2 separate regions of the Mus musculus genome follow, and region 1 is linked to region 2. Evidence: chromatin contacts called from ENCODE Hi-C or POLR2A ChIA-PET data. All regions are on one chromosome and are shown on one strand. The core of a region is the stretch at or near the end of the contact, and the rest is flanking DNA. Distances in the headings are between cores, read along the strand shown.

Evidence for each region. A loop is a pair of places that touch in the nucleus more often than their neighbours do. ChIA-PET counts read pairs that join two places held with the same protein, here RNA polymerase II (POLR2A).
Region 1: a map of left cerebral cortex shows a loop between it and region 2 (1.9-fold over the local background). The contact joins the enhancer-like site here to the promoter of Mettl24 in region 2. A Hi-C loop is called at or near these places in 4 of 37 maps with a recorded cell type or tissue (all left cerebral cortex). POLR2A ChIA-PET finds 5 or more read pairs at or near these places in 2 of 5 experiments (Patski and embryonic stem cell).

Annotation. Positions count from the first base shown.
Region 1 is chr10:40,723,428-40,731,087 of GRCm38, forward strand. Mettl24 (methyltransferase like 24) reads left to right here. Exons shown (of 5, transcript NM_177793.3): 2 at 6,560-6,658. Among named protein-coding and RNA genes, the nearest start is that of Mettl24, 44 kb to the left of the region's middle. Within about 2 kb of position 1,907, at least 2 of the 3 ENCODE cell types and tissues checked have a DNase peak (open chromatin) inside an H3K27ac peak, as active enhancers do; they include left cerebral cortex, where a contact is called at or near this core.
Region 2 is chr10:40,680,714-40,688,062 of GRCm38, forward strand. Mettl24 (methyltransferase like 24) reads left to right here and starts at 2,569. Exons shown (of 5, transcript NM_177793.3): 1 at 2,569-2,951. The coding sequence starts at 2,643. It also overlaps a transcript of Ddo not described here.

The DNA of each region.
Region 1 (7,660 bases), core at 657-3,156, 42 kb after region 2:
GGAGCTTGTTCCTGCTGTGATTCTGTTAGCCTCTGTCAGCAGACCTGGGAGTCCAACCCTCTCCTGAGTCTGAGTGGTCAGAGCACTCTCTGCAGGCAAGCTCTCCTCTTGCAGGGAAGATGCACAGAGGTCTGGAGCTCAACTCTGCTTCCTGGCTGAAGATGAAGGCCCGAAAGGGTCCCTGTCCCAGAAGCTCTGTTGCTTCTGCAGCCCCCGGGCTCTCCTGCGCAGACTGGTCTCTGAGGGACCCAGGATACAAGATGGCTCTCTCACCTGCTCCAGCAGTCAGAGCCCTCCCTGGAGGACACCTCTCCTCTGATGAGGAAAGTGCACAGATGTCTCGTGTTGAAGGTCCTAAGCTGGTGACATTAGTTCTGGACTGGGGGGCAAGTCTTTGAGAGGCATCTTGACCTGACCTCTTCCTGCTGCTCTGCTTGCTGGCCTCTATGTGAGCACTCTGTGCCTTCTCCACTATTATGCTCTGCCTCACCAGACCACACACCCAGAAACTGGCCATGGGTCGAAAGCCTGTGAGCCAAGGTGAGTCTCCTCCAAAATCATTTCTCTCTCTGGTACTTGGTGCTGGGATGAGAAACCGTGTAGATTGTAAGCTCTATGTCAGTCATGTGTGCTACGCGTCTGTAGTGTGTTTCTGTCTACTCATAGGCCTGTGCCTACGTAGCCAGTCTGGGATCTGGGCAGGGATCAGCCTGTCTGGACTGAAAGGCCAGGGTCAGATCTCAGTGTGTGCTGGACCTCATAAACTACCATGGCATTTCCTCAGCTGATATTTCTTCCTGGTGGCCCCAGTGACATCTAGTTCCTGATGGCTTCTAACGCTCTGGACAGAGGTTTGAGTTTTAAGAAGCCTCACGCTTTTGTTCACATTTCTTCAGGCTGGACCTCAGTGCAAGGCCATTGAGGGGTGAGGGAGACACAGCGCCTTCCAGGAACTAAGCCTCAGCTCAAATCACAAGCTGCTTTTTCTCAGAAGATTTGTAGCCTTTTGACCTCAATTTTCACTTTTATCAGTTCAGTGGAATTGCCTTGGAGTTAGGATACAAGAATGGAGACCAGGAAAGGCTGGGGGAACGGGTGGCTGTCTCTGGGGAGCAGCAGCTGCCTTCCTTCCCTGAGTCTGAGGGGGAGGGCTTCTCTGGCTTCCGTCCCTGCTAGCCGGCCTGAATGGGGACAGGGCCATAGCAAAGAACAAAAGAGTTTACCATTGACTCCATTGTGCTTTGAAGTCTAGGCTTTCCCCGACATCTGCCTGCAAGCATTTACTTGTCTGTGTTTCTAAAGAACGATTCTTTGTTTCCCATCCCTCATTGTGTGAACTTGGGGGATGAGGACACACTTAGCCATCTATCTGACCTATACCTGAGACTCAACTCTCATTCCAATATTTTTGGTAAGGTATCACTCACTACAAAACGTATGACTGACCCTTACTTTTACTAAGTCAGGGCTGAGTCTGAGAACCAAGGCAGTAACAGAAGAAGGTTTTTGGAATTCTGGTATCTAAGAGCAGCATAGCTTGTAGAGGCCTGATGCCCATCAACCCTCAGGCAAGGCTGGATTTATGTTCCATCCAGATACTACTGTGTTTCCCCTCCCCCAACCACTCCCACCACCCTCTTTTCTCTCTGAAGAAGAATAAACAGTTTCCTTCATTGGTCCCTGCCCAACAACAGATGCTCTCAATTACTGCAAAATTGATAAATAAATCTATTTTACTTGTTTTGGTTTGTTTCCCCAGGAAGCTTTGGCTTCTCCGATCAACACATCAACACACGCTCAGTTCCATATCCTGTTTAGTTTGAATCAAGGATGTACAAGGCGTCTCTGTCCTTTGGCAGCCACCGTGCAGAGACCCCATTGTTAGCTCCCTCTCCTGGTGGAAGATGGCTGGCTCTGAACCCTCAGGGGCCTGGCAATGTGCCTTTGGGAATACACTGATAAAAACAACCCCCAGTACTCCATCATAGCCAAAGAACTGGCCATTTAAACCACCCATTACATGACCTCCCAAAGGAACAGGTAGGGCCAATAGAAATAAAATATTCCCTTTTTGTTTGCTTTATCTTTCCTCTACCTGTCCCAGTTTTTAAAAGGCTTGCATAGAAGCTGCCTGTACTGCTATGCCCAGTGACATGTGCTTATAAATCCTATGACTTGGGAAGCTGAGGCAGGTTCGAGGTCAGTATGAGCTACATAGTGAGTTTAAGAGCTGCCTGGGCAAGACAGTGAAACCACAAACCACACCTCAAAGGCCACAAGTTCGCTGTTTTTAGTTTGACACTTTTCTCATGGGCTGCATGAGATTGTGTATGAGAGTGAGAGGAGGCTTGTGAAACAGAAAACTGTTATTCTAAGTTTCTAGACAACGCTTTTGCAAGGCAGCGCTGATGGCTTTTTTTCTAGGTCAAGGGTGGGACTACTTTAAAAAAATTTTTTATTACTACTAGTTTAGCTCAAGACCTTTGTCTTGAATTAATGATTGTAGGCTGGCAGGCAAAAAAATATTTTAAAGGATTGCTTTATTTTTTTCATTATTGTTTGGGAATAAAATCTTAGAATCAAGCTTCCTGGCTCTAAGAGATCCAGTTCCGAAAGAGAGAGAGAGAGAGAGAGAGAGAGAAAGGCAGGCAGGCAGGCAGGAAGGAAGGAAGGAAGGAAGGAAGGAAGGAAGGAAGGAAGGAAGAAAGAAAGGGAGACAGACAGACAAACAAAATTTAATGTTAAGGTAATACTTGATTAAAAATATCCCCAAGCTTCATATCTGTGCTTGGTACAGGCTCATGAAGTCGGACCCCTTGTTTGTTGCACGGGAAAAGCCTTTTTCATTTGAAAAGCAGAACCACAAATGTCTGCAAAATAGCAGGGAGGATGTGAGATAGCTTCTCAGAAAACCTTCTGTCGTCCTTGAGCTTAATGTTTGGAATTCTATGTTTAAAAAAAAAAAGCATTCTGCCTTCCTTTTAAGATGTAAACCTTGAAGTCCTGCTAGATGGGTAAAAGATTGCTGTTCCCTTTTCTGAGGCATCCAGGAACTTGCCCTCCCGAGAAGCTCACGTGATAGGAACCCCACCCATCACTACTTCTAGTGAAAGCCTGGTGTCTGTCATACAAAGCAGGACCACGGATTTTTAAAGGTCTGCAGGGGCTTCGATCCTTGGGGGTGGGCTCTGTGTAACAACTCCTTGTAATGCTGTGCTAGCCATTTCCACACAGGCCCGTGGGCCGCAAACACACAATACGAAGTGACTCTGCGCACTGCCATCTGCTGCTAAGAGACTGTTTACCCGCCTTGGGAGTCCGCTGATGGACAGAGGGCTCTGGGAGTCCACAGCCCCACTGCCTAGGAGTAATGGAGGTGGTGTTGTTGGTCACTTGATATTTGAAGCACACAGATAATAGACACACAATGCACCCTGGCATTTAGGAAATTGTGTGGAGCAAAACCATCATCATCTATTTTTTTAAGAAAATTATGGGTTTTCCTCTTTTGAATTAAACTTGCCTGGGTATTTGAAGGTGCTCATAGAATTCCATTTGTGGGAATTTGGGAAAGGCATTGTGTTGATGTGGAGAATTAAGATGAATGGTAATTGAAAGAGAAGATAAAAGCGAGTGGTTTCCATGGGGAAATAATCACGACCTGCTGTCAGATTGATTCCAATAAGAACACTGCTTTATGTGAAATGTTTTTTAAACAGCTAAACCAAAGCAGTATGTGAGAGCTCATCTGAGAGCGTGTATTGCTGTCTGTGTGCTGTTATTAGACCTCCGTCTGAGATTCCTTGACGTGCATTATCCACCAGCACAGCTGTGTTTTAGCTTCTTTGTGGTCAACTCTCAGCTGGAAATGAGGAGTATCAGGTTGCAGAAAGATAATCCTATATTTAACAAGATGGATTCACAACTACCAATGTGTGAAGTAACTCCTGTGTGCTAGCCCTGGCTTAATGCTGGTGCTGAGTCTGACGTGTCCCTGTAATGTTTCCAAAACACCTTGCTGCGTTTGGAAGCTTTTAGCCATAGAAATTCTTCCCTGTGATCTGTATCCAAATTTTTTGTGCATCTTTTGTGAGTAATCCTTAAAGACGCCATTTCCTTGTGCCCCTATTGTATCCCATAGAGAATTCCATCAGAGACCCTAAATAATTTCTTGCATTTGTTGCATGACACCGCTGTGCCTTGCATTAAATGGAAAGAAACATACCCTGTAGGCATGAAGCACAAATGCCTACAGAATAAATAAATGAATGAATGAACTTTGTTTCAAACCTTGCTTCCATTTCACCTCCACTACTCTACCATCTGGGACCCTGGGGGTGGATGTGATGGGCAGGGGGCGGGGAAGGGGGGACTGACAGCAGGGGCCAGTCTCAGTTTTCCTCTCTGTGGATTTGGCTCACAGAAGGCAGGAGACCATCGGATGTGGCAGATAAGGTGATATATGTAATAGATTTGGCTGTTTTCCTTTCTTAAAGTCCCTCTCCATACCATTTCCCCAGAGGGTCCTCTGGTGTCACCTGTCATTGTTATCACCGTAATTCCTTTTTACCCTTAATTCCTGCCTACAACTTTGTAAACGGTCTCTTTGTGAAGTTCTCTTCAGTCAGTCAGTGTGACAGGTCCCTGACTGATATTTGCCTAAGCCACAAGATGACAACGTTGGCTAATGTAGACACAACAGTTTGGCTCTCTTGCGTTCTAACTAATAAATGGCCTAGGAGAGATCTATGAAAGTGCTCTGTCTGTTTGATGCAGGAGAGAGTGTGGCTGGGCCTGAGGAGGTGTTTGTCTTTAAATGTGTTTAACTTGTAACTTCAGAAACCGTTCTCTGAAAGGAATGACTCTCTTAAATGTGTTCCTATTTCCTTTTCAAAGTCATTATGTACAAATCTGATGTCTGCTCCTAGCCATGATATCTCCTGGGAAAGTTTACATCGTATTCAGTTTTGTATTTATCCTTGCCTGGTCCATGCTGGTGCTTGATAAATATTGACTGACTGAATGGTAATTAGCATCTAATAAGAGAAGAAAAAAATCAATACAGGCATGGAAGGTGGATTGGATAGTATTCCTTGACGCTCTGTGCTCTCCCTTCACAAGACAACAGCTATAAGACATGGCTGTCCTCAGAAAGGCAGCTTGGAGAGCAGAGTAGCTACATCTTTTTCCCCAAGTTAGAGTCTTTCTATGTAGTTGTCTTAGTTTCCTTTTCTGTTGCTCTGATAAGAACCCTACCAGATGCAACTCTAGGGACTTTTGGCTCACAGTCTGAGGCAGAAAAGTCACAGTGACACATGGAAGCAGTGGGTCCCATTGCAGTCATAGTCAAGAAGCAGGCAACAATGAATGCTTGGGCTCAACCCACTTTCTTCTTTGTGTGTACTCTTTGATCCTAGCCTTGGGAATGGTGCTGCCTGCTTGCCTTACTCCTTCTCGGTTCAGTTTCATCCAGAGTCCCCTGGGTGACATCTGAGGGGAGACAATCACATTTTTAAAAAGTGTCTCATGACCATCTTGTTTAAATGTTTCTGTTGGTTGGGGGTGGTGGTAGTAACAGCTCTTGCCACTGCCTGGAGAATAATGTATGTACATGAATGGTCTTTCTATCTGGTCCCCAGATCCTTCCTCAACATAAATTGAGCTAGGGGCCAACTTGATACCGTGCAGGATCTTCTAGTCTGTGACCACTAAAGTCTCTCTGAAGCTAGTCATTCACCATGCCAGCCCTTGGAAGGTCTTTTGCCCTCCATTGCTGTTGCTCTGTAGGCTGGGCCCTAGTCTACACTTGAAATCGCTGAGGTTCCTGGAGGTCTCTAAAAGGTGACTGTCTAGGAGAGGATCTATGAGTTCTACCAAAGACTTCCTGACCAAGCTTCCTTTTACCTGCAGACATGCCCATTTATGCTTCTTCCAGCCCACTGCTCTCCCTCGGTCTTTCTGCTGCCCACCCATGCTGTGAGCAAGGCTCAGGCCCCATCACTAGCCATATAGTACTGATAATACCTCAGATTCTCTGCTGACAGGTGTGAGCGGTCTCTATGTGCTAGAAAGCCATCCTTCTCAGCTCAGCATCCTTGTCCCACACACCAGCTCAGCAGTAGGTCTCATTACCCATCTCTCTCAGTGCTAAGAAAGATGACCAAAGGCCTCAGTGTCTCTTCCACCATGCACCTCAGCTTTTTGGTGCTGTGACCCCCAAAACTGTTCTTTAGGGAACAGATTCTTGAAACTCTAACCTTAGAAAGCAGTAACAGGTAATGAGCATTCCTCTCTGAGTGTGAAGGGGTATCATGTATCCAGTTGCGTTAAGGTCCTTTCAGGTGGAGTCAGGTAGAGTTTGTCTTTAACTAGACAGTCCCCAGGGGCCATTGTCACTGGCTTCTTAACTTGGCCACTGGACATCTCCTGTGGCTTATGCTGCCTTCAATGACAACAGTGCTGGGCACATATGCTGATACCTTGGCCTAACCTTGTATTTCTTCTGTTCTGCCCAGATCCTGAATCTTTACAGACCCACTGTGTTCTCTGTCCTTCACAGGGTTCCCGATGGCACATAGAGCTCCAGCCATGGGCAGGCCCTTCTCGGTCCCTGGATGAAGAGGCCTCAAGGTTCCTGAGCTACATCAGTACCACTCAGGTTGAGTTTCAAGCTAAAATAGGTTTGGGAATAATGTCAAAGGTACTGACCAACCATTGCAAGGAGATTTTGCCATCTAGGTCCTGGGAATTTTGAGGAGCTCCTGATGGGAGCAGGGTAGGGTCCCCTGTTGCTACTCAATTTTTTCCACACCCATGAAGGCAGGGAAGATAGCTTCTGTTAGCCTGTCATCTTCCTAGATTCTCACCAATCTGGAATGTTCTAATGATTCATCCCCATGTGTTTTAAAGAATCACTTTAGAAAATTGCTTTGGAAAGCCATTTGAAGAGACAGATTTGTCCCTGTGAGTAGGCAGTCAGGTATGTCACAAAACCAAACCATCTTCTTTCCCATTTGGAAGCATCCGGCTGTATGCTTCCCAGCCATGGGCTCTTGGCAACCAGGCTGTGATAGGCAAGGAAAACGGAGGCTCTGAGAAGAGCCACGAGAAGCTAGTGACCCCAGCGCTCACTTCCCTCTCCTTGGATCGCCCTAAGTCATCACTGAGCAGCCCCAGTATGGATGGCTTTCCTCACAGTGGCAGCTCCTGCGCAGCTCCGGGAGTGAGGCAGAGTCCGGTCCTGAGGAAGCAAGAGAACATTCATTAAAGTGACTCTCAGGCTCTTGACACATTAATTAGAAGGTTCACTGTCACGTTGCCCGATCCTAGAGAAGGCAGATGTAAGGGGGAGATGAAGGCCCGAGGGATGCTTAGCCCTGGACTGAGAGGAGGAGGAAGGTAGAACTTTCCGAGCCTGGGAACTGAGCACAAGGTTACCCTAAGAGGCCCCCTGGGCACAAGTGGCCTGCGGGAAGGGGTGCTGGATGCTTATTTTCTTAAGTCCACTGGCCCTTACCGCTGCACTGAGCCTCACGGCAGCAAAGCTCACCGTAAAGGATGAGAAAGAATATGGCCTTACTTTGAGACAGATTCTGGCTGTTTAGCCCAGGCTAGCCTTGAACTCCTCCTGAGTGCTAAGGTCGCAGGTGTATGCCATCAT
Region 2 (7,349 bases), core at 1,319-3,818:
ATCTAAGTATACAACTCACTAGAGTGCATTTGCAGCATCTTGAGTTTGGGAATGGACGTCAGGGCCTTGCACACGCTAGGGGGAATATGAAAGCTAGTGCTTGTCCACTGAGCTCCAGCTCCAGCCCTGGGATCATGAGTCTAACGTGTCCTTGAAACTGTTGATGCTTTAGTCAGGTTCGCTAGAGGAACAGAATCAAGTGGGTGAATGTATTATCAGGTAAGCTTTAAAATAACGACAGCCAAGTCACATCTGAGACAGGAGAACCCAGCTCTCAGCTCCTCGATCTCTTACTGGGAGCGACGCCTGTAGCTGCCCAGTCCACATCAGTAGTCCCAGGTGGATGCTGGAAGCCCACGAGGTTCTCCGAGAGCACTGGTCCCCATTCTCCCATGAAAGCTTGGAAATGCTGGCTGTGCTACAGCAGACAAATCCATCCCTCGGCCCAGGAGCAGTGAGGGAAGGGTCAAGCAAACCAAGGTGAGAATTAACCGACTTTGAAATACCCTCACTGGATCTGAGCTACCACCTAAGGGTGTCACCCACAGTCTGGGCCGGCTGATTCACATCAGTGGAGACAATCGGGAAAGTTCTTCAGGTGAGGCTTTCCACTGAAGTGACATTAAATCCAACCATAATACAAAGTATATGCTAATTATATGTAACAGCGGGCTTCATAATGGAGATTTTATGTACAAATATAACCTATTTTTACCATATCAGTTGGGAATTCCTAAGCCAAGAGAAGATATTTATAAATCCTAAGTCAATGGTAAGATGTCTATAGATCACTTTGTCTTATATTTGCCCATCTTTTAAAAAATGCATACTTTTTGTGACAATATTCATAATTTTGTTATTGGTAAATTATTATTATTTAGGTACTAAATACAACATAGTTATGCAATATATGTAACCCTAAATATTGGTCTATTTTCCCACAGGAAAACAGAAGCTCAGAAAAGATACATATTTTGTTTAGTGTCTCATATCACTCAATGAGAGGGTCGTGAATCAAACACAGTTCAAGTAAATAACTGCAGGATTTGAGGCTGTCTCTCTCAGCTTGTGTGAATGAAAGTTTATAATCTTAATAAAGACTTTTAGCTGCAATTTCCCTGGAGGTGGGCAAGTAGATATCTGTCTGTCTGTCTGTCTGTCTATTCCCATCACGTGTGTATACTTTCAAGCATAATAAAACCTCCAAGCCCCTGAGGACCGGTGATGGCCAGGGAATGCACTGGATTAGGCTGATAAGTTCTGTGACTGTGGGGAAACAGGTTTAATGCTCTCTGACAAAGAATAATTCTGCCAAAAAGGAATGGGAATCTCAGAGAGCAGAGCTCCCTATGGAAAATCCCAACATTCAAATGAGGAGGTGGCCAGACTTCATTCTAGATCTCTGTTGTCCGTGTCGCAGGCTAGGGAGAGAGACAACCTACATAGAAGCATGGAAAATATATCCATATGTGTGTGTATGTGTGTGTGATGTGTATGTGTGCTTGTGTGTGTGTGTAATGTGCATGTATGTATGCTTGTGTGTGTGTGTGTGTGTGTGTATGTGTGCGTGTGTGTATGTGTGTGTGCGTGCATGTGTGTGTTGGGGGTGGGTATCTGGCCATGGTTTAAAAAAAACAAAAGAATCCCAAAGAACCTGAATGTAAATCTAGAAATCAATGTCACCCTAAACAGGTGGAGGGAAAGAATCCTAACAAAAGTGGGATACCAACCCCATTTGTGAGTCCAAACTATGAGCATCTAGATTTCTTTAATTAAGGTCAAGGTGACAATGGCAATCCCGGCTAGGGAGCGTTTTGCCCAGAGATAAATATGTCCCTCTGCATTTCTGCCAGGCAGCAGGGAGGTGTGTGTTTGGAGCTAAATTAATTTGATTTCCAGCACTCCATGGTAACTTCTGTTCCCTCTTTCCCGCTGTCAGATGTCTTCGCTGGCTGTCTCCCTTCCCTTCACCCCCACACATTTCATAACACCGAGGGAGAAAGCATGGGCTGGCTTCGGGCAGAATTTAGAAACTGAATAACTAATTTGATTCTTCTGCACGGAGTGCTATTCTCTCCTCTGTACGGAGTGCTATTCTCTCTCTCTCTCTCTCTCTCTCTCTCTCTCTCTCTCTCTCTCTCTCTCTCTCTCTCTCTCTCTCCCCTTGAGGGAGAGAAGTTGTAAACCTGAGCATAAGTATGATTATTTTTATATCATGCTTAGTGGCAAAAACTGCTTGACAACTTTTTCTTTGGGGCCAAACCTGGCGGCTCACCTCTCCTCTTTCCTTGTGTCTAATACTAACACCAACAAATGAAGTCAAAGCTCAGGCGCCCCGGAGGAACGTGCTCTATTCTGACTCTGGCTCTCCCCACTAGCCAGACTTTACAGGCTGGTCACACCTAAGGACACCCAGCCCTGTTATGGCAGCCTGGGTGCACGCCTAGCCCACCGCCCCTCGCTCTTCCTGCTGCGGCTGGGCAGGATAAGGTTACGCCGGGGCCTCCCCGGTCGCAGGGAAGAAGGCGGGCCGCTGGGGAGTTGCCACAGTTGTCAGCCCGGTCCGTTGGGAACGCTTCTCTGCAGGCGGCTGGGAGCTGAGGGTGGGACCCAGAGCACAGCCGGAGGTCGAGGTCCCCGCCATGGCCACTGTCAAGCCTCCCGGGCGTGGTTGTGGAGCCCTGCCCCGGTGGCTGCTCGGTGCCGCGCTGCTTCTGGGCCTACGGCTTTGCATGGAGTTGCGCCACGCGGGCTCGGGACCCCCGGGCCGCGGCGATTCCCCAGGGCCACCCCGGACACACCTACTGTCGGCGCCCGGCTCCCCACGCGGAGCCAGAAGGAGGCAGGTGACCTACGTGCGCAGTGGGCGCCGAGTGCTGCCCCGGGGTGGCGGGAGCACGACGTCCCCAGAGCCGAGCTGCTGTGCCCAGGGCGGGCTTCTCCGCAGGAAGGTCAGTTGCAAACCATGCAGACATGGACCTTGGAGTTGAGCCTGCACCCAGATGGCGCTAGGGAGCCTTCTGCTCAGGCCACTGGGACCTCAAGACTCTTCTATTTCCTTCTAGCTGAGCTCTCCCTGGAACTTTCTGTAGTCTCACTCAGTATCCCTATAGAATGAAGTGGAATTGAGCAGGGATCATGCAAATTCAACTAACGTTTGCTGAGCGCCTACTGTGGCAGACCTCCTTCTAGGAAAGGAGCACCAAGCAACCACACCCATTTCAGCAAGGGAGGGGGCGCTGAAAGGGAAGGAGGCATGGCTTGCCATTGTGTTTTCCCCACCCAGGCCTGGACAAAACCGGATGGGTAGACACTATGAAAGGCTCATCCAGGTGATGGTCAAGATCTGCCTTCCAGTAGCATCCAGACACCGCCCCCTTCACCCACTCCGACCCCAGAGTCCCTACCCAGCAGTGGGAACTGGCACCGGGTGAGAAGCCAAACCCATAGCACCACTTAGTGGGAAATAATCGGATGCTCCAGGGCCAGATCCTTGCCTTGTTAACTTCCCGCACTTCATTGAGTAGGTCAGTTTAAACCTCTGGTTGTTGAAGCCTCACCTTACACCTTCTTTTGGGAGCTCTGTGGTACCTAGGACTGAAAAGATTAGGAATTGGATATATGAGCTTGCCACATCCTTACACCTGCCACTCTTGCTTCCAACTGCGGTGCCATCCTCCGAAGCAAGGCTGGCTGTGCTGCCTGGAGTCGGGTTTTTCTTGATGGCATCTGAGCACCCAGCCCCCACCTGCGAGCTGGCCCCTGCATTTACCAGCCTGCTCTTCCTTTGGCTCCTCTACTCTAACACCCCCACTACTTTCAGTGATTTTCTTCCCCCACTTTTATATGCCCTGCGCTCAGTCTTCCCACATGGCATTGCTTAACAGGCAATTCTCTTATGTTCTGGGACGCACACAGCTCTTTTTTCTGTCTCCGAAATGCACCTCCTATATAAAGACTTAGCTAGTTACTCTAAAAGAGACACCTCCTTCTCACTGTGTCCATGCAGTTCCCATGATGCTGTGCTAAGCTTTCAAAACCCTTGCCAAGGGCTTCCACTGGATGCTGGGTCAAGTGCTGCCAGCACAAACTGAATTCAAAGTGTCTGGGGCTCAGGAAAGTCATACAATTTGATTCAGGCCTTGAACCTATGAAGAAAGATCAAAAAGTGAACAAAGGAGACATTTGAACTGAGATTTGATATTTTTTTTAAGAGTCTGGCCTCCTTTGTTCCTCTGTGGACACCCTTGAACACTCTGTCTTTGATAATCTCCCCTTTCTGAGTGATTCTCCACAACTTTTGTTTCTGCTGTCTCCTGTTTAAGGAGACCTAAGGGGTTGTCTTCCAGGTTATTGGTGACTAGAGCCTGCCTCACAGTGTTTAGGTTTGGAATGCATAGAATCAGGGGGTCACTGGGGGTGTTTGTGGGAAGTTCACCTCTGTCCCCTGTGGGATGCTGGAACAGAGATCAGTCTGAAAATGGCAGGCAGGTGGTAGCTATGGAGGTGGCGAGATGTAGCAAACATGGGGAATGTTGGAAAGTTACGGGGAGAAGCAGCTATCTTGGTTTATCTCTGTTATCTGTTTATCTTTGGTAGATTACAGATAGAATGTGCTGACCCCAGATAACTTTCAAATATCTTTTAGTGATTCAGTTGGAAATGCCAAATAGACATTCAGACACATTGATCTGGGGCTTAGAGGCAATGTCCAGGCTGAAGTAGCAATTTGGGGCTATTGCTCGCAAGTAGCATTAAAACTATGAGATGGTATGAGGTCAACTGGGGGTGAGTGTGACTTACAGGACAGGAGTCTGAGTACTGGGGTTCAGTCATTACAATTAAATTAAAAAGAAGATGAAAGGAAAATGTTAGTGTCTAGCATGCTAGAAACACAATGTAACAACTTTTATTTTCTCTAAGTTGTCTGAAGCGTTAGCTGCTCCTCAAGTGTAAACTGTTACAGAGTATTTACATTCTTTTGCCATATCCCGGTCCTGCTCTGCGCTCCAACCTGCATCTTGTCAATCTTCTGCCCATTCCTACTTCAGACACTTAGGTCAAGGTTCACTGAGAACCCACTCCTATCTCCATGCCGATCTCTCTGCAGCCTGTGATGGCAACGGACAGCAATGCCTTCTGTGAGTTTGAGTTGCTTTGTTCCTGCGGAGACCTGAGAATCCATTTCAGATGGGATGCTTTGTCTGAACAAAGTATTCTCCGTTGGGAGGGATTTCATTTCCCATGGTTACCATGGTAAACTCCGGAGACACTAACATGTGAAAGGTGGATACAGCTACTTCTTGAGTTTCTAAATGTCTTTATAAAAAGTAAGGCTTATCACTATTGTAAAAAAATTGTTATTAGCCTCTCATGGGAACATTTGCCTTACTTAGATTATCTTCTCCATAGTTAGTAACTTATTTTATATGAGATTTTTGAAATTATAAATTTATAATGAAATTATAAATTTACAAATATATTTTATATATAAGCTATATATTTCATATATAAATATATGTAATTACAATTATAAGATTATAAACTTTACTTACTTCATAGTAAGCATTCTTATACTCATTATGAGAATATTTATCTCATCTCACTAAGTTCCTAAACAGGATTTTGGATTTGTTTCACTTTGCCAGTCTTTCACAGCTGAGTTAAAATATTCCTCAAAACTGGAAAGGGCAGTTACTCCATCTGTGTTCTGATTTATGGGGATGGAGTTCACCATCTTATATCCTGGGATAAACTTTGTTTCTTTTGAGCCACACAAAGCAAGGTATAATTTAAGGTGATGCACCATTAATAAAAGGAAATAGAATTTGGAATTTACCCATGGAACTTTTATGTATTTTAACTTTATTATTTTATTTTAATTGCTTGAGAATACCGATCAACAGTTTCACAAGATTTTCGGTTCCTTTGCCCTGGGAGGCTTCCACATGGGTAAAGAAGAACAGATTTCATTCCGTGAGCAGCTTTCTGGGTGATTGATGAGTGCTTGTGTGAAACACTTACCTGGGTTGCAGAGTGTTTCTTGCCACCAAGCTTTTGTTGCAGGAGTGAGAGGTACAACCATTCAGCAATTATATTACCACCTTATATGCTGCTCTTAATGGAAACAATCTGGAGATACATGCATACGTGCACACACACAGAGAGAGAAAGAGAAAGACAGACAGATACAGAGACGGACACACATACACACACAGAAAGACAGACACACAGATAGACAGACAGACAGACAGACACACACACACACACACACACACACAGAGAGAGAGAGAGAGAGAGAGAGAGAGAGAGAGAGAGAGGATAGTCCTCCTGTAATTCGCTCTCTCTTCCCGCATCCCCCTTTGCCAGGCTATATAGAGCTAGCTCTAAATATGAAGTCCTGTGTATAAAGAGTTCTACTCTGTGAGCACTGGGAGGTGGGGACAGATGGAAGATGGTAGGAAGCACTGCCTCTCCTGATCGTGACGATCTTGGAACCTATCCATCCCTGAACATTAACCTGTGAGCATCTCACCAGTGCTCTTAGTCCATAAACTTCCCAGAGTACATATGTGTTGAAACATCCCTTATGTCTGTCTTTACTTTCTGTTTCCTGTATGTGTCTGGGGTTAGCTGTTGTTCTCTTTCTTAAATAGGCATCTATGGTTCCTATGGATGAAGTTCTTTTGTGGGGGAGGCTTTTTTACATAATATTTATGTGGTCACTATGATATAGGCTTCTTATGCACTCTTGGGGTGCACGTGGTACCCCTTACAGGTCAGAAGTCCACCTACAAGGAAGCAGCTTTTTAACCCCTAGGCCTTACTTGTTCTGGTGATACTTAACCGAGGACCAGGCTGCCAGAAGAAATGTCTTTTCAGAGCTATGTCACTTGACATTTAATATCCTGGCAAGAAAAGTGACTTGTGAGTCACTAAGCTACAGAACCCAGCAATGTGCTGCTGACTTGTCTGGTATGCTACAGATCCTTTGGAATAGTGTGCTTGCATGAATGTCTTAGTGTGTGAATGCATAGGGGTGTGTGTGTGTGTGTGTGTGTGTGTGTGTGTGTGTGTGTGTGTGTATGTGTGCATGTGTGGGTTTGTGTGTGTGCCTACATACATACATGTGTGTGCATGTTTGTGTGTGTGTTTACATGTTTCATGTGCATTCTTGTGTGTACATGTATGCATATGCGTGTGCCTGCATACATACATGTGTGTGCATGTGTACATGTTTGTGTGTGTGCTTACATGTTTCATGTGGATTCTTGTGTGTGCATATATGCATATGCATGTGCCTGCATATATACATGTGTGTGCATGTGTGCATGTGTGTGTTTGTATGT